2 separate regions of the Homo sapiens genome follow, and region 2 is linked to region 1. Evidence: chromatin loops called from intact Hi-C (ENCODE). Cell type or tissue: left lung. All regions are shown on one strand. Each heading gives the region's core, and the rest is flanking DNA. Links, peaks and the distances in the headings are about the cores only.

Region 1 (10,500 bases), core at 3,364-5,863:
AAGGTTGGGGACCACTGCATAAATACACCTGGAATATCACATCAGGTAGGGAAGAAAAATAATGCCATGAAAGGAGACAGATAGAGTCCTGGGCAGGTTGAGGGTCAGCAAAGAAACCTTTCTGAGGACCCTGAATTTGAGCAGAGACCTGAATGAAGCGAGGGAGGAAGCCAAATAAATATCTGGGAAGATTTTTCTAGACCAAGGAAACAGCAGTCCTGACCAGGAAATAAGGTTGTTGCATTAAAGGAGCATCCAATAAAGGTTAAAGAAACAAGGTAGCAGGTGGTGAGAAATGAAGCTGAGAAGATAAGGCCAGGTCACGTAGTTTTTGCCAGCCATTCTCAGGAAATTGGATTTGATCTTTTTTTAATGAAGTTTTCCCTCTGTCTTCCCTCTTTACTACAATGCACTTAAGTGTGGTTTTCCTCATATCTATCTTGCTTGGGGTTCAGAGTCTTTTTGGAATAAGTAGTTTAAAGCCTGTCATCTGTTTGGGAAAATTTTTCATTATTATCTCTTCAGATATTACCACTCTCTCATTTTCTCCCTTCTTCTCCTTGTTAGACCTTTTACTTTGCATCCTTATGTCTCTTGCTCTTTTCTGATTTCCTCACTTTGTGCTTATTCTAGATATTTTTCTTATTCCAGTTCACTTTCTCCTCAGCTGTGTCTAATCTGTATTAAACCTTGGGGTCTGAATTCGATATTTTTTTTCATTTCTAAAATTTTCTTTTGATTCTGTTTTATACTTTCTAGTTCTCTGCCAAAATCCCCAATTTGTATTTATTTCCTTGACCATATTAAGCATGGTTATTTTAAATCCACAAATTTAGATATATGTCTCTCTCTCAACACTGTCTTGTCTCCTCATGCACCAGGTTATTTTGGTTGCATGCCAGACAATGTACATGAAATACATGGAGATATGGAAGAATGTTACCTTTTTCCAGACAGAAATTACAGTTACTTATGTCTGGAATCTATGGGCCCTAACAATCCCTAACCTCCTTAATCCAATCTGGGGTTGAACCAATTCAAACCTGGCTTAATTTATTGCAAATGCCAGACTATTTTAGATCAATTTTTACTCCTAGGCTGTACCCTTACGTGGTTTTCCCAACACAAATACTGAGATAGTTGTGGGGGAGGGGACTCTGGGTCTCAAGTTCCTTGCAGACCCTGAATGCCCATGTCTGTTCTCCTATCCCTGTTGTCTATCAACAGCTCTATTAGCTTCTCACTCTCTCAGGCACCTCTTCTGGAAAAAGGATACCTAGGGGAAAGTGGTCACAATGCTGGCTCACCTTTCTGTATTTTATTTCTCTCCCAGATCTTGTCCCTAAAATTATTGACTGCCTTGTGAACTGTCCAGTGCCTTCAGATATTTTTAATATTTTCTTCTTTTCTAGCTATTCTCAGGAAAAGGATTGGCTTTTATTGTATGTGTGCAGAAAAAATTGCTCGCAAAAATTACCCAAATTCTCCACCCCTCCATCTACACACACACACACACACACACACACACACACACACACACATTATTTATTGCTGGGGCTCAGAGGACAATACCCCAAAGTATCGTGCTTTGATATGCTGAGCACATCTTAATTAAAGGAAATTGGAAAGCCTCAAAAGCTACCGCAGAACCATAGACTTTCTAACCTTCTCTTGTTTCTCTCCACAATTGTCCCCTCCCCACAACAACCAAATGCAGAGAGGGGCTCTCTCTGGAATCTTCTTATGATTGAGGAAACTTCTTGCTAAAAGAAATTCAATTGTCAGCAGGGCACGGTAGATCACACCTGTAACCCCAGCACTTTGGGAGGCCAAAGCAGGTGGATCACTTGAGGTCAGGAGTTCAAGACCAGCCTGGCCAACATGGCAAAACCCTGTCTCTACTAAAAATACAAAAATTAGCCGGGCATGGTGGTGCATTCCTGTAATCCCAGCTACTTGGGAGGCTGAGGCAGGAGAATTGTTTGAACCTAGGAGGTGGAGGTTGCAGTGAGCCAAGATCATGCCCCCACAGCTTGGGTGACAGAGTGAGACTCCATCTCAAAAAGAAAAAAAAAGGAATTCAATTGTCTTAAACTCCCTCCCTAGGAATCTTATTGAACAACGAAGAAAGATTAACCCCTAGAGAAGAGACTCAAAGTCTCCACATCCAGACAGACTTTCCATCTATTCTTCTAAGGGCAGCTCTGAGAGATTACCTGAGGGACTGTACGTACATAACAAGGCGGCCTTTGCTCACACTTCAGTTCCCTCCCTTAATTTCCTATAACTTGTCCCCAAGCTGCTGTTTGTCCTTTGGTCCCATTCAGCATCCTAAGAAAATAATTTACAAACCATTGTCTGGTCTTCAGGCCCATTCATGCACCCTAAAATCACTGACTACCCTCTAAAATTGCCTGCAGCTCCTCACTTCCCTCCCTGCTATGATGAGGGTATCAAAGCTTCAACCATCCAGCCTTTCGTTGGTCCTCATATTTTGTATGGCTCCCATGCTTAGGCATGTTAATAAATATGCCTGCCTTTCCTCCTGTTAATCTGTTATTAGTTCATATCAGTGAATCGTCAAAGGGCAGAGGAAAAGCTTCCCTCTTCAACACTACATTATAAATTGTAAACATGTTCTGTTTTAATAATATAATATATACCCCATAAAATGTACAATGTGCACATTATTAAATGACAGAAGGATGGGGAATGAGTTAATATAAATAAAATGTTTAATGGTTTCTGTACCTCCACACTCTGAAGACCTCTGGTCTGGGAACACTTGGGGGGCTGGAGCACTAACTATTGTGGGGCAGGTGGACTGGGCTAGAGGTGATAAGAAGTGTTAATTCAGAATGTATTTTGAAGGTAGAATTCAAAAGGTTTGCTGATGAATTGGATGTTGGTATAAAAGCAAGAGAGGAGTCAAGGATGAATCCTATGTTTCTGGCCATTGCCTGAGATGGGAAGGATCAGGCTGCACTGGGGATCACGAGTCTATGGTCCACACTGGCACGTTACAGACCCTGAAATCCAAGTCAGTAGCAGGTTTTCCCCCCAAAGATCCCTTCCATTCCAGGGATGGAGCTTCCCAGGGACACAGCAGAGGACACGTGTCCCTCAAGAGGGCAGGATTGTTTGTCAAGGAAAAAAATAACTTCTCTCCCACTGAAATTGAACTCATAAGAAAGTTGTGTAATTTTAAATTCCAGCTCTTCCATAAACATTCCTCAAACTCTTCCCACCACTTCCAAACTGTGCTAGCAACAGCTTTAGTGCATCTGGACGTTTCCCAATCTGGGCTCTTCAGAGTATCCAGTGTACGAGTTAATACCTATCCTGTGGCAGAGGAGGAGGAGAAGAAAGAAGGAGAAGGAGAAGCTGGAAAGTGAGGAAGAAGGAAGAAAAGGAAAAAGAAAGAAAGATGGAAAGAAGGAAGGAAGGAGGGAAGGAAGGAAGGAGAAAGAAAGAAAGAAAGAAAGAAAGAAAGAAAGAAAGAAAGAAAGAAAGAAAGAGAAAAGAAAGAAAGAGGGAGGGAAAGAAAGAAAGGAAGGAAGGAAAAGAAAAGAAAAGAAAGAGAGAGAGAAAGGGAGGAAGGGAGGAAGGAAGGAAGGAGAAGAAGTGAGAGGAAAGGAGAAGAAGGAAGACAGGAAAGGAGGAATAGAGAAACAGAAAGAAGGAGGAAAAGGAGGAGGAGAGAAAGACGGAGCAGAAGAGAGAAAGATAGGAAAAAGAAGAAGGGGAAGAAGAGAATGAAAGAGAAGAAGTCTAAGAGGAAGGGGAGGAAGGGAGGGCAGAAGAAGGGAAGATGGAGGAGCAGGAGGATTCTCATGACCAAGTTTGGAAAATGCTGCAATAAACAACATGCACATGATGAACATCTTTCCTTACTGTGGGACTCCTCAGAGCCTTTAATATGCTATTGCACAATATGACTCTCTAACCAGGATGCAGAGTACGTAGCCATTCCCTGACTTATTGGCTCTGAATGCTTATTAATAGCTCATGAGTAATTTTGTTCTGCTGAACAATTCAGGAGACATTGCTGTAGACCCCAGGTCAACAACTATAGCCCAAAGGCTAACGTCAGCCTGCCATTTGTTTTTGTATTGCCAGAAAGCTAAGGATACTTGCAACATTTTTAAATGGTTGGAAAAATTTAAAAAGAAAAACAAAACTTCATGACAGATGAAAATTATATAAAGTTCAGATTTCAGTGTCCCTTTATTTTTATTGGAATACCGTCTTCGTCAGCTCAGGCTAATATAACAGAATACCATCAGCTGGGTGACTTAAACAACAAATATTTATTTCTTACAGTTCTAGAGGTTGGAAATTTGAGTCTAGGGTGCCAGCATGGCTGGGGTTCTGGTGAGGGCTCACTTCCTGGTTTGCAGGTGGCTGCCTTCTTGCTGTGACGAAAAGGAGAGCTCTGGTCTCTTCATCTTCTTACAAAGTCACTAATCCCACCATGGGGGGCTCCACCCGCATGATCTCATCTAAACCTAATTACCTCTCAAAGGGCTTCAATACATGGATTTGAGGGAGACACACTGAGTCCACAGCAACAGCCATGCTCATTCACTTACCTATCATCTGTGGTTGCTTTTGAGCTACAACAGCAGAGTTGAGTAGCTTGCAGCAGAGACCATTTGTCCCTCAAAGCCTAAAATATTTACAATCTGGCTCTTTACAGAAAAGGTCTGCCGACCCCTGCTCTTAGACTTCCCACACAACGTAGCATTAAAATATGCATTGTCATTCTGTATTTCTTCACTGTTAACTCTTATTTCCTCAGCTCTATTCACTACTCTGCAAGCAGGAACCATGCCCTATAATTTTCTGTTTCTGGCAGAATCTGGCACAGTGCTGAGCACAAGGACAGTGCTCGAATATCTCTGTAGTGGCCTTCTTGCCAAGCATCAGGTATTTATTGGGAGGTGACACTTTTCAAAGAAGGTCATTGGGAGGCACGTGGAGAATGGTAGCTTTGAGAAAATATCTCCTGGGGAGACAAAGCCACTCTGTGTTACTTAGGACAAGCAAGGACGGGTCTGCTGCATGGGAAAAAAAAAAAAAACAGCATTGAGTGAACACTGGCTTTTATGTATACAGTGTCTTGATCATTTTTCTTTTAGGAAAGAAATTTAAACTACACGATTGAATTACATGGTATATTAGCTTCAGAGCATTCAACGCTGTCAGCTGGGAATAATAGTAATACCCCAGTCTGTGGTTGTTTTGAAAGTTGAGTGGAGGAATGGAACAAGATAATATAAATAAAAACTGCTTTGTCAGTGGTTAAGGTGCTATATCAGCAAGTTATGCACACCCTTCTGGTCAGGCCCGTCCTAGCATTGGTGAGGCCCAAGGCATGTATAAAAATGGAGGCCCACAAACCACACGGCTAAACACTGAAAAGTAATAAATCAAGTTAACAAGCTGTTCAGTTGTGTTCTAGCCGCCTGCTTGATAAATATGCCTTATAACAACCTGGAAAACCTGGTTTGAATTTGGAGGTCTTGGGCTCCCAAGACAGTGCTGGAATATGGTGGTCTGGGAGGAAGTGGCTCTGTCCACTAGCTGGCATCCCACCCCCTCCTTTCTCCCTTTCTTTTTCCCCTGCCCAGTTCTGTCTCACCTCCTAAGAAATAGGCACCTGTGGTTGTGCAGCTCACATGGCCAAACTCCAAACACTCTCCACACACACAGCCATCTCCACTTCATTGCCACCCTTTGGCCACTCCTTGGCTACCCCTTGGGCCTAACAGTACACAACCAGCTGCAGGTTTGCTCTTGGGAGGGATCCTGGGAAGAAGCTGACTTTGGACCATTTGAGTGGGAATTCCAGAGTCCCAGGTGCCAGAAGCATGGTCTAGAAGGGAAGTGAGGGTGGGGTATGTCCTCTGAGCCCCACAGGCTCCTGGCCCCATGGTAGGACAAGGTGAGGCCCTTCTTGTCCAGGCCTCAGGACAGGACTGATTCTGACCTGAAGCTCAGTTATCTCACTAATAATCACTACAGTGACAGCAGCAACCGTGTGTCGAGTGCTCCTGCGTGCCAGCCACTCTTCTACGTGCCTCGCACTTACTTTACTTAATAACAAAGTCTTCCTCAACTGGGGCTGTCAAGTGGGAATCTGTTTGCATCTTGGCACGACTGTCACATGAAAGCCAGTTCTCACTGAGGAGGAGGATTTTCTAAGTTCCTTAGCACACGGGGAGCAAGCAGAGAAGCACCAGCTCAGCGAGGCTCTTCCCTGGGGTAGGAGGACTTCCTCCCACGGGAACGGCCCAGCCGCAGGTAGGACGCCAGAAGGTCAAAGGATGTTAGAAACCCAAGCCTCTGCCTTGGCTGATCCAGGGGATCCGAGACAGAAGAATGGAGAGCAGGAGCAAGTGAAAACCTGACCCCCTGCAGCCCACACCTCGATGGTTGGAGCACAGAGCTTTTAACCATATCCAGAAAGATACCTGAGAGCCCTGGAGCATCGGGGCCTGTAGCCTGCTCTCCCGGGCATAGAGTAGAGGAAATTGCAAGCCCCAGGGAGAGCCCCAGCCTTCAGCTCAGAAAAGGCGGAAGAGGAAGAGGAAGGCACCTAGGAGATGTGAACCTGGGCGAACCTGAGGAAGAATCCGCCTTGGCCTGTGTACAGCATGCAGGGAGTCAAGTCAAGGGGGTGTGGATTGGGTGAGCGTGGTGGGCGGGCTGGAAGAAACCTGGGTAGTGGCAGTGATATCTAGAAAAGTTTTCTTCCCTGATAAAGACAGGCATGTGAGGAGAAATAGGTCTGACTCTAAACCGGCTGAGTGTGGAGGTGATGGATGGAGCAGCAGCAGCCTTCTTTCAACCAGCAGAAGATAGGCCTAGGAAGCACCCATCCCACAGAGGTGGCCAAGCAGAAAGAGGGAAGGCAGCCTGATGCTGGAAGACGCCTCTGAACCCCTGAACCCCAGAAAGGCTGCCTCTATGCTTTAAAATGTGGTTTCTTGCTACTTAAGTCTTTTTTCCTGGGACTCTTCCTGGCTCTCAGTCCAAAGCTTCCAAATGAAAATGAACCTTTTCCTGCTCCTATGTGGAGAGTTTCTTTTCTGCGAAGGGACTCCACGTCCTTGCCTTTCCTGGAGAAGGCAGTGGGAAGGCAAGCAGGTCGCCAACACCCACCACTGCGCCCTGGGAGAAGTCATTTCTGCAGGGACAGTTCTGAATGAGAACAAATACTTGAGAGTATTTAAGGAAATAAAGGACATCTGGTTACACAGCGGCTTTGACGGAGGCAGCAAGAGATGGGTGGTGAAGAAACGAAGAGGATGAAGGTGGGGCCGCCCACGGGGACCCAGCCCCAGGGGCGAGTGCTGTTGATGGTGTGGTTTTCCTTCAGAATCCTGGCACCAAGGTGCTGCGGAGGCCGAAGCAAGTACAGCAAGCTCTGAGCCTTGGGGTTCCATCTGCGTTGAACTGGTGCCGTCTACAGCACGTGAGTAAATACAACATAACAAAAAGAAAAGGTTTTTCTCAGAGCCTATGAATATGGAACTACTAATTTGAGTCCAGGCCATCAATCCCAATCTAGTGACCCAACAGCCATGGGGTGTGTATGCACAAAACCACTTGGATGAGAAACAGGATGGAGGAGGGAAGCCACTAATAAATGCCTCCTCGGGCGCCCGCTCCAGCCGCGCACTGTCTCATAGCCCACCCTGTCCACTGAGGCACAACCCCACTCGTGGCCTTCCCCCAACTGAGGCTTCAGGGGGCTCTTGGGGGCTGTCTTGGCTCATATCGGGCCCAAGTCTGGTCAAAAGTCCAATCTCTACCTCTTGGCATGAGCTGGTTCCTTCCTCAGCTCCTCCTACCCCTGCCCCCACCAGGTACCACCTTCCATAGATTCTTCTGTTCCCACAGGTGTGCAAGGTAGCGGGGAGACCTGTGTCTGCCCAACAAGGCCCGGGCTCCAGGGGCCCTAACCAGGTGTGGGCTGAGAACGGGAGCTCCCCAAGGGCGGGCCGCGCTCCTCATCCTCTCGCTAAGCCCTTGCTGAATGAGTGAAGGAGGGGCTTTGGAAGCCCAGGTCTGCAGAGTCGAGAGAGAACCTCTCCGCTCCCTTGCGTCCTCAAACTCTGCCCTCTACTTCCTGGGTACAGGCCAGACTTCATCTCCCAGCCTCCCTGGCAGATGAGGGCAGGCTCCTCTTGATGGAATGGGGTGAAAGCAAGGAAGCCATATCCATGCTGGCCCATAAGAAGCTGCTACAGAACCCTTCCTCCTCCCTTCCTCCACCACCCAGCAGGAAGCAAGGGAGCCCGGGGCGCCACGGTGGACCACAGGATGAATGACACAGGCCCCTGGGTCCCTGAGCCGCTCTCTCAGTTCCGCCTCTCAGCATGAAAGATCCCAAATGTGGGAACTATGTGTTCTAGCAGCTGGCATCGCCTTCACCAACTCAGGGTTTAGGACAATATTGTTTGTGCCCCAATGTCTAACAACACTTTTCGTTAAATAATCATCATCACAGCTGATATTTACCGAGACCTTCGAGTTCCAGCCACTAGCCAAGTGCTTTGTCAGGATCTGATTTTTTAGAGCTCATGACCACCCCTGGGATGCAGGTGTGTGGTGTGGGGATCGTTGCAGCCTCCCCACATCCATTCCATTCCTTCCCAAGCGCTGCATTCTGATTAGGATGAGGTTGGCCCTATCCTTAGCACCAAAGATGGACCCCGACTGTGTCCAGGGTGGACAGTGTGTGTCCTAAGTCAGTCTCAAGAGCTCAAGAGCTCTGTTTCAGATGGAGGAGGAAACACCACCTCTCTCCCCAAATATTAATAGGAAGATGTGAAGCCTGGATGCCCTTGGACATCCTCTTGCAACCAGGAGGGAAGCCAGCCTGAGCCAATTCATCCAACAAAGCCAATTCATGATGTAGGACAAGGCAGAGGCAAAAGAACCACAGAGAAACAGAACCAGAGCCTGGTGCAGTTATACCTCAAGCTCAGCTTGGCAGAAGCAGTTAGTACTCATGAAATATTCCATGTGCTTGCCACGTGCCTTGAGCCACTAGGGCTGCCATACTGAAGTGCCCCAGATGCGGTAGGTTATTGTCTCAGCTCTGGAGGCTGGATGTCCTTGCAGTTAAATTGGAGCCATATGTCTAGGTCTGGCCACTAAATTGTAAATGACAGTGGTATGTGTCACTTCTTGGCTAAGGCAGGTAAGAGCCAGTGTGCTTTCCTCTCTCCTGATCCCATGATGCTCTTAGTAGCCAGGTGCCGAGATGGGGAAAACAAGAGGGCAGGAACGTGGATCTCTGCATCAGGAATGGAGGAGGGGCCCAGCTAGCGGCACTGAATTGTCGGTGAGCAAGAGGTGTACATCGTGGCGTTATGCCTCCATGCTTCTGGTGCTCACAATGCTGATTAATACATCTACTGTTCTTCTAAAATCAGGACTCCTAAATTGCCAAGACCAGTAAAATCCCGTGATTGTTGAAGCCAGATGAAATCAGGTTTTTTGTTAGTTGCAGCTGAAAGCAACCTAACTCATACAGTATTGTCACTTCTTTAAAATGTAGAAACTAGGGCTTAGTGAAATAGAGTGACTTGCTCAAGGTCACACAGCTAATATGTGACAAAACTGAGCTTCCATAATAATGCCAGGAGTTCACAGTGTGCGGTCCCCATACTATCTCCCTCACAATCATTTGGGATACATGTTTAAAAAGTAGATTAACTGGCCCCATGAATACTGATCAGTCCATCTCTGGATAAGGGGCCCAGGACTATGGATTCTCATGAGCTCTCTGGTGGCTGCTGTCCGTTCAAAGTTGAGAAGCTCTGGTCTAAACTGAGACCTCTTCAGGAGGTACGGTGTCACATGTCCCATGTGTGGGGAACTGGTGAAAATAAATCCATTTGAAGTACAAACATGTTTCAGTTGGCCACTCTCCATGCTACAGTGTGTTTGCCAGTGTTTATAAACACAGTTGAGAAAAAGTCATCAAACTTCATAGCCCATGGTCGTTGACATAAACAAAGATACTCTCCACTGAGTTTTACTTTTAACTTTGCCATTAAGATGGCAGCGATCTTAGTTGCAAGAACTAATTGCAGATTTCATGCTGAATTTTTTTCTCATATCCCCAAAATTACAAATTCTGTGTTGAACCAGAAATCATTCATTCAGAAAACATCCTACGTATTATACAAGGATACGGAAGAAAAAATGCATTGCCCAAGAAAACGTGCCTGTGGGTGTCTGGCCCATGGATCATGATCAAGGAAGATGTAGACTGCAATTGTGATACACAGCCAGTGCACTACTGTGATACATAGCCAGTGCACTATGGCAGTACATAGCCAGTGCACTACTGTGATACATAGCCAGTGCACTATGGCAATACATAGCCAGTGCACTACTGTGATACATAGCCAGTGCACTATGGCAATACACCACCAGTGCACTACTGTGATACATAGCCAGTGCACTATGGCAATACAT
Region 2 (10,500 bases), core at 3,204-5,703, 180 kb before region 1:
CTGACTTTTAAAAATATCACTAGCTCATATGAACAAACTCATGTCTTGTTCATGTATGAGCTAGTAAGATTAAAAGTTCTGTTTTCACTCAAATGTCCAATGACTGATGAATGAATAACAAAAATGTGGAATAGTATTCAGCCTTAAAAAGGAATAAAATTCTGATACTTGTTCCAAGTAGGAATATATCTTGAGGACTCTGGGAGCACACTTTCAGAAACACCAGTGGCCTGGGGCTTCTTCCCCCGCCTGGTTTTGATCTTACCAACACTGCTGCTCCCGAAACAGCCTAGTTACTCATTCTTCAAAACTAATGCTTGGCTGGACCCAAGCCCTACTTTAATCACAAAACTGGTACCGTTCCAACTGAGTTAGGTGGTTTTCTTAGGGCCATGCAACGGACTGTCTTGGCAGGGGGCAGGTGCAGCCTTCCTTCTTGGGAAAAAAGTCTCAACTGTAGAAATGTGATGGCCCCTGAGATTTGTTTTAAGTTATTGTAGTTGTTACCTAAGTTTTATGCACCAACGCCTTTGTTCTTGTGTAATAAACTGTCAACTGCAGCATGTTCAAAGTAGCTCAACCCTCTATTTGGTCATAAAATTAATCCTAATCTAAAAACCACTCTTTCATTTGTAATTGCGTGGCAAGCCCAAGTTTTTAAGGAGCGTTTTGTTGTTCGGTACTTTTGATAACACCTGTGAAGCAGTGCTGGTCATGAGAAAAGACTTCGTGTGTGCCTTTTCAAGAACAATGAACTGCACTAAACTCTTTTTTTTTAACTTGAAGTTCAGGGGTACATGTGCAGGTTTGTTATATAGGTAAACTTGTGCTGCGAATGTTTATTGAACAGATTGTTTCATCAACCACATATTAAGCCTAGTACCCATTAGTTATTTTTTCTGATCCTCTCCTTCCTCCCACCCTCTACCCTCAAGTAGGCCCCAGTGTGCGTTGCTCCTCTCTATGTGTCCAAGTGTTCTCATTATTTAACTCCCAGTTATAAGTGAGAACATGCAGTTATTTGGTTTTTTGTTCCTGTATTAGTTTGCTAAGGATAATGGCTTCATCTACGTGCCTGCAAATAATATGATCTCATTCTTTTTTATGGCTGCATAGTATTCCATGGTGTATGTGTATCACATTTTTTATCCAGTCAATTACCGATGGGCATTTAGGTTGATTCCATATCTTTGCTGTTGTGAATAGTGCTGCAATGAACATATGTGTGCATATGTCTTTATGACAGAACGATTTATATTTCTTTGGGTATATACCTGGTATTGGGATTGCTGGGTTGAATGGTAGTTCTGTTTTTAGCTCTTTGAGGAATCACCACGCTGCTTTCCACAGTGGCTGGCCCAATTTACACTCCCACCAACAGTGTAGAAGCATTCCTTTCTCTCCATAAACTCACCAGCATCTGTTATTTTTTGACTTTTTAGTAATAGCCATTCTGACTGATGTGAGATGGTATCTCATTGTGGTTTTGATGCGCATTTCTCTAATAATTAGTGATGTGTAGCTTTTTTTTCATATGCTTGTTGGCCATGTATATGTATTCTTTTGAAAAGGAATTGCCTAAACTCAAATCTCAAAAGAAGTATTCTACTGTTTGAGTTTCAAATGAAAAATTAAGCATCAAGAATAAAGATCTTCAAGAATGTCATTTTTGAGCGTCTCTGGCATGACTAAAGAGGTCATGAATGCCCATCTCATGTGTATCTTCATGCTTTCCCTAAGGCACAGGCCATGTTTCTGAATTACATGTCAAGAGATATACACAGTCGAGGGAGTGACCAGCCATTACATTCCAAAAATAATCCCTGTGAAGTAATTATAATCTGTTTACCTTGATTTGTCCAGAACAACTTGGTCATCAAGCATCTCTCTTTATGATGCACCCGCATGGATTTTGGTAAAGTAGAGATTGTGGAGGACTGAATGTATCAAATATAGACAAAAGTGTCAGATAAGCTTTACAAATAAGTTTGCCACATTTTTTCAGGTGTAGGCAATTCTCGCTGACTTCACCGGGGCTGATCTGGAGTGATGTTAACTTACCCCAGTGAGCTTTGTCCTCTCAGCTTCGGGCTTCTGGGCCACTCCCAGTTGATGTCCTGGGGCACAAGAGATGGGGGAGATGGATAAGAACACAGTTCCCATCAGTTTCCAGGATGCCTCATTAGGAAGCTCTCTTTTTGGCCAGACCTGGGGGAGACACCATATAACACAATGCACCCCAGAGGAAAGGCAGTGAAGTTTAGCAGGGCTGAGCCATCCCCACTTGAGATACGAGGCTGGGCACCATTTTACACCAGTGATGACACCTCTAATGGGGTGGAAAGGTCACTTAGGCATGGCTATCTTCAACTCCACTATTGACCTTCCCCACCTCCACTCCTTTTCTGCCCTCCCTCTATAGTCTGGGCAGAAAGAAGGAAGAGATTTCTTCCAGAGGTCGTAAGATAAGCCACAGAAGAACTTCTCTCCACAAAGCCCCCATTTGTGGTCATGGAAGGCAGGCGAAGGTTGGTGCCCTTGGATGAGTGTCTCTTGCTCTGGAATGGAGGGCGGGCGCTGGTGCTAGCATTTCCCTCACCTTTGGAAACTCCCTTGGCTGTAAAGAGCAAGATGAGGCCAGGCGCAGTGGCTCACACCTGTAATCCCAGCACTTGGGGAGGCCAAGGTGGGTGGATCACGAGGTCAGGAGATGGAGACCATCCTGGCTAACATGGTGAAACCCCACCTCTACTAAAAATACAAAAAAATTAGCCGGGCGTAGTGGCGGCGCCTGTAGTCCCAGCTACTCGGGAGGCTGAGGCGGGAGAATGGCGTGAACCCGGGAGGCGGAGCTTGCAGTGAGCCGAGACTGTGCCACTGCACTCCAGCCTGGGCGACAGAGCGAGACTCCGTCTCAAAAAAAAAAAAAAAGAGCAAGATGAGAGGACACAGGCAGGGGCGGCCCCAGTGAAGCTGCCAGCTGGAGCCTCCATATCCCCTCCCCAGCCTTCCTGCAGATCCACTGCTGATGGTGTCACCCAGCCCCTTGCCTGCAGCCGAGGCCCGCTCCCCTCTCAGATGGCGCTCCACCAATCCCAAGAAAGGGGCGATGAGTCCCAAGAATGTCTGCCTTTTAATGGGTGCCAGTCCGGGCCCAAAGGGTTGTGGGAGAAACAATGAGCTGAAAGGGGCCCCTCTGATCTTTGGACTCACATCCTTCAGGGGGACTACAGGCTGCATCATTCATTCCTTCATTGATTCAATAACTGTTCATTGAGTTTCTGCTCTGTGTTCTCAAGGTTGAGAATTGGCAGCAAACAAGACAAACAGACTCTGCTTTCATGGTTTTGAGTACCTTGAGACCTACAGCCCCAAGCCAAGAAATCCAGCTTTCCCATCACAGCACAGGGTGCTATAAAGAACATCAGGTGGGTCATGGGCTGCAGAGCAACTGAATCCCCCTGAACACTCCCCCCGTTCAGGGAATGCCAAGCTAAGGCCTCAGTGAGGAAAAGGAGCCAGGTAAGTGAAAATACAGGGGGAAAGCTTTGTGTGGGGAAAACGTGCAAAGGCCCTGGGGTAGGTGGTCTGGAGTATTCAAGGAGCAGCGGGTGTTTTGCAGCTGCAGGGGAAGGAAGGAGGGATGTGCAGAGATCTCAGTGCAGCCCTTCACACAGGGCATCATGGGGGAGGCATGAAGATGGTCCCAACTGTCTTCTGAGGACACTCTCTGGTCTCATCTGGAGCCCCGAGCGTGGGCTTCTAAACCACTCAAGGGACCAGTGGAAAAACTTGTCTGATTCAAAACCCAGTGAAGAAGCCAGGGGTGTTGGCATGTGCCTGTAGTGCCAGCTACTTAGGAGGCTAAGATGGGAAGATGGCTCAAGCCCAGGAGTTCAAGGCCAGCCTGGGCAAAGTAGAGTCCCTGTCTGTCACAAAAGAGTAAAATTAAATAAATAAAATCAACCATGCACTGCTGTCCTCCTTGCACACCACTGAAGAGGCTCCTGCCTTCTTTGGCGGTCCCTCCATTCATATCCAGCATCATAAGATGTCAGGCACACATCTCAGCCTGCTGTATTCCCAGCAGAGGAGGCAGAGCCAGGACACCAGCCCATTCTTCCTAACTAATCTGCCGTTTAATTAGACCAGTTCTTCTCAACAACGGGGTGCTGTTTCACCCAGGGGACACTGGCAACCTCTGGAGGCATTTTTGGTTGGCACAAATGGGGCAGGGGTGCTTCTGGCATCTGGCAGGTAGGAACAGGGGTGCTGCTAACATCCTGCAGCACTGGGGACAGCCCCCCACACCAGAAAACCATCCCATCCAAAATGCTAACCCATAGATCAGAAGGAAGATGAGCCTGGGGAGAAAACTAGAGAGGATTTTGCTCCAGAAAAAAATGACCCACAATAAAGCTGGCTCAGCTCCTTTCAAAATTAAATACCTTCCTTCTTTGTCACACACTGGAAAACGAGCGAGTTTCTATTTCAGGCTGTGGGGTGAGTTAGCGTCGGCTTGGCCGGCTGTCTGGCAGAGGCTCCGATTCATCAATGACAGCTAAGTGTGGTTTGCTGTGTGTCAGGAGAAGGTCCAGGATGGGCTGGGGCAGGGAGTGTGGGGGGCAGACCACCCTCATCTCTGGGGCTGCTGGAGCTTCCGGAGCCTGGAGCACACCCAGCCTGCTTCTCCTTGTGGGAAGTGATTAAATGTGAAGCTTAAAGCTGTAAGGACTTCCTGGCATCGCGGGTTTTTACTTCTGAACTTGTTCCCCCCTCTCTTTACTTGCCCTCTGAAGCTCCCAAATTCAGGGCCAGGCACAGTGGCTCATGCCTATAATCCCAGCACTTTGGGAGGCCAAGGCAGGTGGACTGCTTGAGGCCAGGAGTTGGAGACCAGCCTGGCAATATAGCAAGACCCCATCTCTATAAAATAAATTAATTAAGCTCTCAAATCGAAAGCAGAGGTGTGTGTAGAAATACCCTTAAATAGATATGACAGTGATGTCATTGTACAACATAGCTGTCAGGGTGGAAGTGTGTCTCCCAAAATTGATATGTTGAAGCCTTAACCCATGGTAGCTCAGAATGTGACTCTGTTTGGACATGGGGTCTTCAGAGGGGTAACTAAAGTAAAGTAACGCTATTTGGGTGAGTCCCTAATCCAGTCTGACTGGTGTCCTCATAAGAAGAGGAGACAGAAACATACACAGAGGGATGAGCTTGTGAGGACACAGGGAGAGGACGGCATCTATGAGTCGAGGAGAGAGACCTCAGGAGAAATCTACCAGTCAGGAGAAACCAACCCTGCCACACTTTGGTCTTGGACTCCAGCCTCCAGAACTGGGAGACAATAAATTTCTGCTGTTTAAGACAGCCAGTCTGTGGTTCTTTGTTATGGCAGCCTTGGCAAACTAATCCCACATGCTTAGAGCTACGAGGGGTTCAGATATTCTCCTGTGCAACCTGCCCCCCAGGGTCACCATCTCTTTTATGGACACACTCTGAGAAGCCATCAGTCACTGTTGGGGATGGAGACCTCACTACGTCTCAAAGAAATTGTTTAGCATGGTATATTAGCTTTATCTTGCTGCTGTAACAAATTATTTTAATCTTGGGTGTTTAAGGAAATAGCAATTTATCCTCTCATGGTTCTGGAAGCCAGAAGTCCAAAACCAGTTTCCCTGGGCTAGCACCCTCCAAGGGCTGTGGTGGAGAATCTGTTTCCTTGCCTTTCCCAGCATCTAGAGCTACATCCCTTGCATTTCTTGGCTCCTGGTCCCTTCCTTCCTCCATCTTCAAAGCCTGTAGTGTAGCATCTTGCTTCCTCGATCAGATGGCCCTCTTCTGTCTATGTAAAATCTCCTTCTGCCCATCTCTTATAAGAACACTAGAGAGTGCATTTAGGGCCCTCCTGGATGAGCCAGGACAAACTCCCATCCCAGATCCTTAATTTAATCACATTTGCAAAGTCTCTGCCCTATAAAGTGATGTATTCACGGGTTCCAGAGATTAGAATGTGGGTATCTTTGCAGGAAGGGGGGATTCTTCAGCCTCACACACATTGGCCTCCTCTCCAGGGCTGAAAGTCACCTCTCCAGAGCTTCCAACCCATCACTCCTTGTTGTGAACTCTGCAGCAAATAACCCATGTCTAACTCTTCCTACTTGAGATCTTCCTCCAGCTTTCTGAGAACAGCTCAGGTGCACCTTCAAGGGTGCCCATTTCCAGACTGGCTGCCCCATGATTTCCCTCCTTCCTCATGGGCTATGGCCTCCCAAGGCCTCTGCAGCCTGTTTCCTCTCCAACAGACTTGAGTTGGTTAATAGCTCTCGAAAAATGTGGCAACAAGAATGGGTGAGATGCTGCAAGGTGACTCCACAGCCCAGAGAACAGCAGGTGCCTGCCCTTTAGTGCCGTAGGCTATGGGCCATGGGCCACAGAGCTTGCTTCAGCTTCAGTATCTGCATTTCACCTGCAAGGCACTGAGGCCCCATCACTGAAAAACCACAAGAGCAGAAATCTTCCACCTTGTCTACCACAGAGTTCCAGTTCCTAAGACACCGGCCTACTCCTAACTGGGGCTCAAAAAATACCTGTTGATGAAACAAATGTAGCATTAATTCTACTTGCCAAGTCTATGAGTAGATATTTATCTTTAATCTTCCAGAATTTCAACTTTGCCATGAATATAACATTTTTTGTCTCGTATAAACAATGGTTTGCGGAAAAACAAAAGAGGCTTTTCGATAAACAGAGAGAGCCCAGCCAGTGAAGCTTCAACACTTTTAAGATTCTAAGTCACTAGTTCACGGTTAATTCAAGTAACTACTTTGCAGACTGGAAGGGTGAAAAGAAGTGACAAAGACCCCTCTTCCTCCCACTTCAGTTAGGGGGTAGGGGAGAAAGAGAGAGAGGGGAACATTTATGGGACGATGGAAAGTCCAAAAGGAACCAAAAATTTTCCCACGTCAAAAAAGGCAGAGTCCAAAGAATAAGAGAAAAGTCTGATGAGGCCTGAATATCATCAGCTATTATAGAGGAACGAGTTTGATTTAATTGTAGCAGCTACACTTGTACACATTTGAGGTGGAGAAAAAACTGGACCTCCTGACACAGTCATGTTTTCATGTGAACAGGAAAGATTCTACTGCAGCAGGCCATGGGCCAGCCCAGACAACTGTCTGCAGCCAACACCTGCTGTGTGTACTTAGCTCTTCACTGGCAGCCTCACCTTCCCTGCACCCCACATCCTTAATGGGGGTGATGCTCTTTCCAAAGGGCAGAAAACTGGTTCTTAAGGGGTCAACAAATCTTAGACATCATAATGGTTTGTGGCCCTTTAAATTTTCATTCTCTACAGCACATTCTTACTCTTTAGTATTGAATTTCCTTTGTTGTGAGGAAATTAAATTAAGTTTAAATCGATTAGTTTTTCTTTCTGGGAGGTGATAAGGATGGAAAGGTTGTACAACAGGGCCCCAACCCACCCTGGCACCAGCAGCCCTGTCCACTGAGGAGTCTGAAGCTCACTCACACTTGGGCCTAAGTGTTTGACTGGGATGTCTGATGGATGGAACCTTTCCCACCAGCTGCCAGCCATGCTGCACAGAGGTGTGAGCATGTAGGGAGGAACCAATGCAGTGGGCCAGGGGTACCATCTTCATTGCTCCTCGAAGATGGTGGCTCTTTTCTCTGTTGCTGTGACATATGGCTTCTGCTAGTCACAAGCCTGTGGCCACATAGCTCCCATGTCTGGCTTCCTCTTGCAGCATGCTGCTTTGCCCTTGCCAATTCTTGGTTAGTCTTTTCCTCATGCTTCCCAAGAGGGTGACAGGGTGGGTTGATCAGTCATTATCTAGTTTCCAATATCCTTTGTGTTAGTTTCCTTGGAGCTGCTGTAGTAAATTACCATAGACTTAGTGGCTTTAAAAACACAAAATTTGGGGGCCATAAAGAAGGAAAAAACGTCTACTCTCACCCTCCTAGGTTCCCCAGCTATAGTCTTGTAAATGAGACTAATTGCTAATGGTTTGAATGTCTCTCTTCCAAAACTCATGTTGAAACTTAATTGCCAATGTGATGTAATGTAATGTATCAGGAGGTGGGGCCTTGAAGAGGTGATTAATAGATTAATGTCATTATTGTGGGAGTGGGTTAGTTGTTGCAGAAGTGGGATCCTGATGAAAAGAATGAGTTCAGTCTAATTTCCTCTGCTTGTCTCACATGCTCACTTCTGCCTTCTGCCATGGGCCCACCTTGGCCAGATGCAAGTGCCAAGCACTTGGACTTCCCGGCCTCCAGAACTGTGAGCTAAATCAATCTCTCTTTTTTGAAATAAATTATCTTGTCTGTGGCATTCTGTTATAGCAGCAGAAGATGGACTAAGGCACTGATGAAGGACAGATTAACAAGAGGAAAGCAGACAGAAGTTTACTAATGTGTGCATCTTAACCATGCATGAGGAGCACTCAGGGATGAGTAACTCAGAGGGGTGGATAGAACTTGGGTTTACATAGAATTTTAACAAAAGAACAGTCAATTTTGTAGAGAAGTGACAAGACAAGAGAAAAGGGCTTTGAGTTTCAAGGGGGAGGACACATTGTGGGAAGACAAATATATGGAAAACCTAATGGTAGATAAGGGCTAGTTAATAAGGTTTGTTGATTCCCCTGGTGCCGTCACAGGCTGATAAGGGTCTAGAGCTGTCTCTGATGATTAACACTTGCCCTTCTTGGTAGAGAAAGGAGGGGGATACCTTTACAAATTTATGTTCCGCTTTTAGACAAACAGGGGGAAGGCAGGGAGCTTTTCTTCTTCTCAATTGCCTTCAGCTTAAAATAATCCTGTTACCAACATGGCTTATATTGGGGAGGCATATTATTCTGCTATGCTTCAGGGCCCACTCAGATAATTCAGTATAATTTCCCATCACAAGATACCTTATTTATCACATCAGCTGTGTAGAGTAACATATTCACAGGGATTCAGACACAGGCTTTTTTGGGGGAAGAGAGGGGGCATTGTTCAGGCTACCTCATGCCTTAAGACAGTGTTCTTCTGCCAGGACACTTTGCTGACTGACAGCCTGCCTGGAAGGCAGGCTTTATCAGTGGTGGATAGAGCAGTTAAATCACAGAATGCAACTCAACTTGGCAACCTGTGGATCAGGGGGCACCCCAAGAAACTGGGTTGTTGTAGATGCTCTGCTGGGCCATGCCTGCAAGGCCTGCCCTGATATTTTCCTAAGACTATTTATATTTTTGAAGATAGCTTTGGATTAAACAGTTAAAAGTCAAATGGCAAGGAGTAGGGGGTATTGGGGATAAAGCCTTTGCCTTGAGACAGCCGTCACCCACTCTATTAAAGGAAACAGACAAGCAATGTCCAAGCAGCCAGAAACTCAGAAAACTCCAGATGGAGCAATATCCCCCAGACTGACCCCACTCCTCCTTCTGAAGTTGTGCAAGATATTGCCTGGGGGAAGTGAGGTCACCCACTTCACCATCACTTTAGCCAAAGTGCAGCAGTGTGCAATATACAAAGTGTTTGTGGAGGTTTGAGTTTGTTCATTTTCTTTTTCCAAGAGCAGATTTTTCCCCCTAAAAGCATGCTCTTAAAGGAACGGCCCCCAGCTAGTCACAAGGAACTCGAATACTAACAAACACATCATTAAACATATATGACTTCCTTTCAGTACATTCCGTCCAGATGCAGGAGACAGTTACCACATTGATTTTCAGACCACCCTCATTATTGCTCCCACCCATCTCTCATTAAATTGCCTTCAAACAACAACAAAAAAAAGTCATTAAGATCTAACTTCTGCTTCTCCTTTTTCTTAATTCCATTCTGTGAAGTTAAATAGGCAATAGTTGGTTCAAACAACCTACGATATTTCCTCATTTTCTCTATTTTGTAGGTCCTGAGAAGCTGCCATTAGCTCTCAAGGCTTTGAGAGTCCAGCCAGTTTCTCCAGAGTGAAGTCCCCCTCCTCAGAGGAACAAATGCTTTCAGAGGAACAAATGCTTTCTGAGAAACTCGCCACTGGGCAGATCCTGCCACCCACCTGCCTGCCGCTGCAAAGCAGAGCCTGCCCAAAAAGCTGCCATCATTCCCGGCACTGCTACATAAATGCTGAGTGTGGTGGCTTGAATTGTGTCCCTTGAAAAGATACGTTACCGTCCCAATCCCTGGTACCTGGGAATGTGACTTTATTTGGAAAGAGGGTCTTTGTAAATATAAGAAGATGGGGTCACGCTGGAGTAGGGTGTGCTTTAAATCCAAAGGCTGTGTCCTCCTAAGAGGGAAATGTGGACACAGGCACAGAGGTAAGATGATGTAAAGACACGCAGGAAGGAGGCCATGGGATGGGAGGCATTTGCTGCAAGCCCCAGAACCCCAAGGATCCCTGGCAACCGCCAGAAACCAGGAAGAGGCAAGAAGGGTTCTTCCTCCGAGCCCCCAAGAAGGAACCAACTGATTACAGACTTCTGGCCT

The links. Peaks named below come from ENCODE experiments on the same cell type or tissue, not always from the same donor. Only the 100,000 strongest peaks of a DNase experiment are listed, where the experiment ranks them.
Region 2: a loop joins it to region 1, with 2.3 times the contacts of the local background. A loop is called at or near these places in 4 of 110 quality-filtered maps.

What each region holds. Positions count from the first base shown.
Region 1 is chr21:39,100,675-39,111,174 of GRCh38, forward strand. No RefSeq gene overlaps it. Among named protein-coding and RNA genes, the nearest start is that of LINC02943, 21 kb to the left of the region's middle. In left lung, for the core only: no CTCF peak of the experiment used is centred there; no DNase peak of the experiment used is centred there; H3K4me3 peaks cover 737 bases; H3K27ac peaks cover 2,500 bases.
Region 2 is chr21:38,921,577-38,932,076 of GRCh38, forward strand. ETS2-AS1 (ETS2 antisense RNA 1) reads right to left here. Exons shown (of 4, transcript NR_120405.1): 2 at 2,062-2,117. Among named protein-coding and RNA genes, the nearest start is that of ETS2-AS1, 12 kb to the right of the region's middle. In left lung, for the core only: no CTCF peak of the experiment used is centred there; a DNase peak (open chromatin) is centred at 4,590; H3K4me3 peaks cover 943 bases; H3K27ac peaks cover 1,394 bases.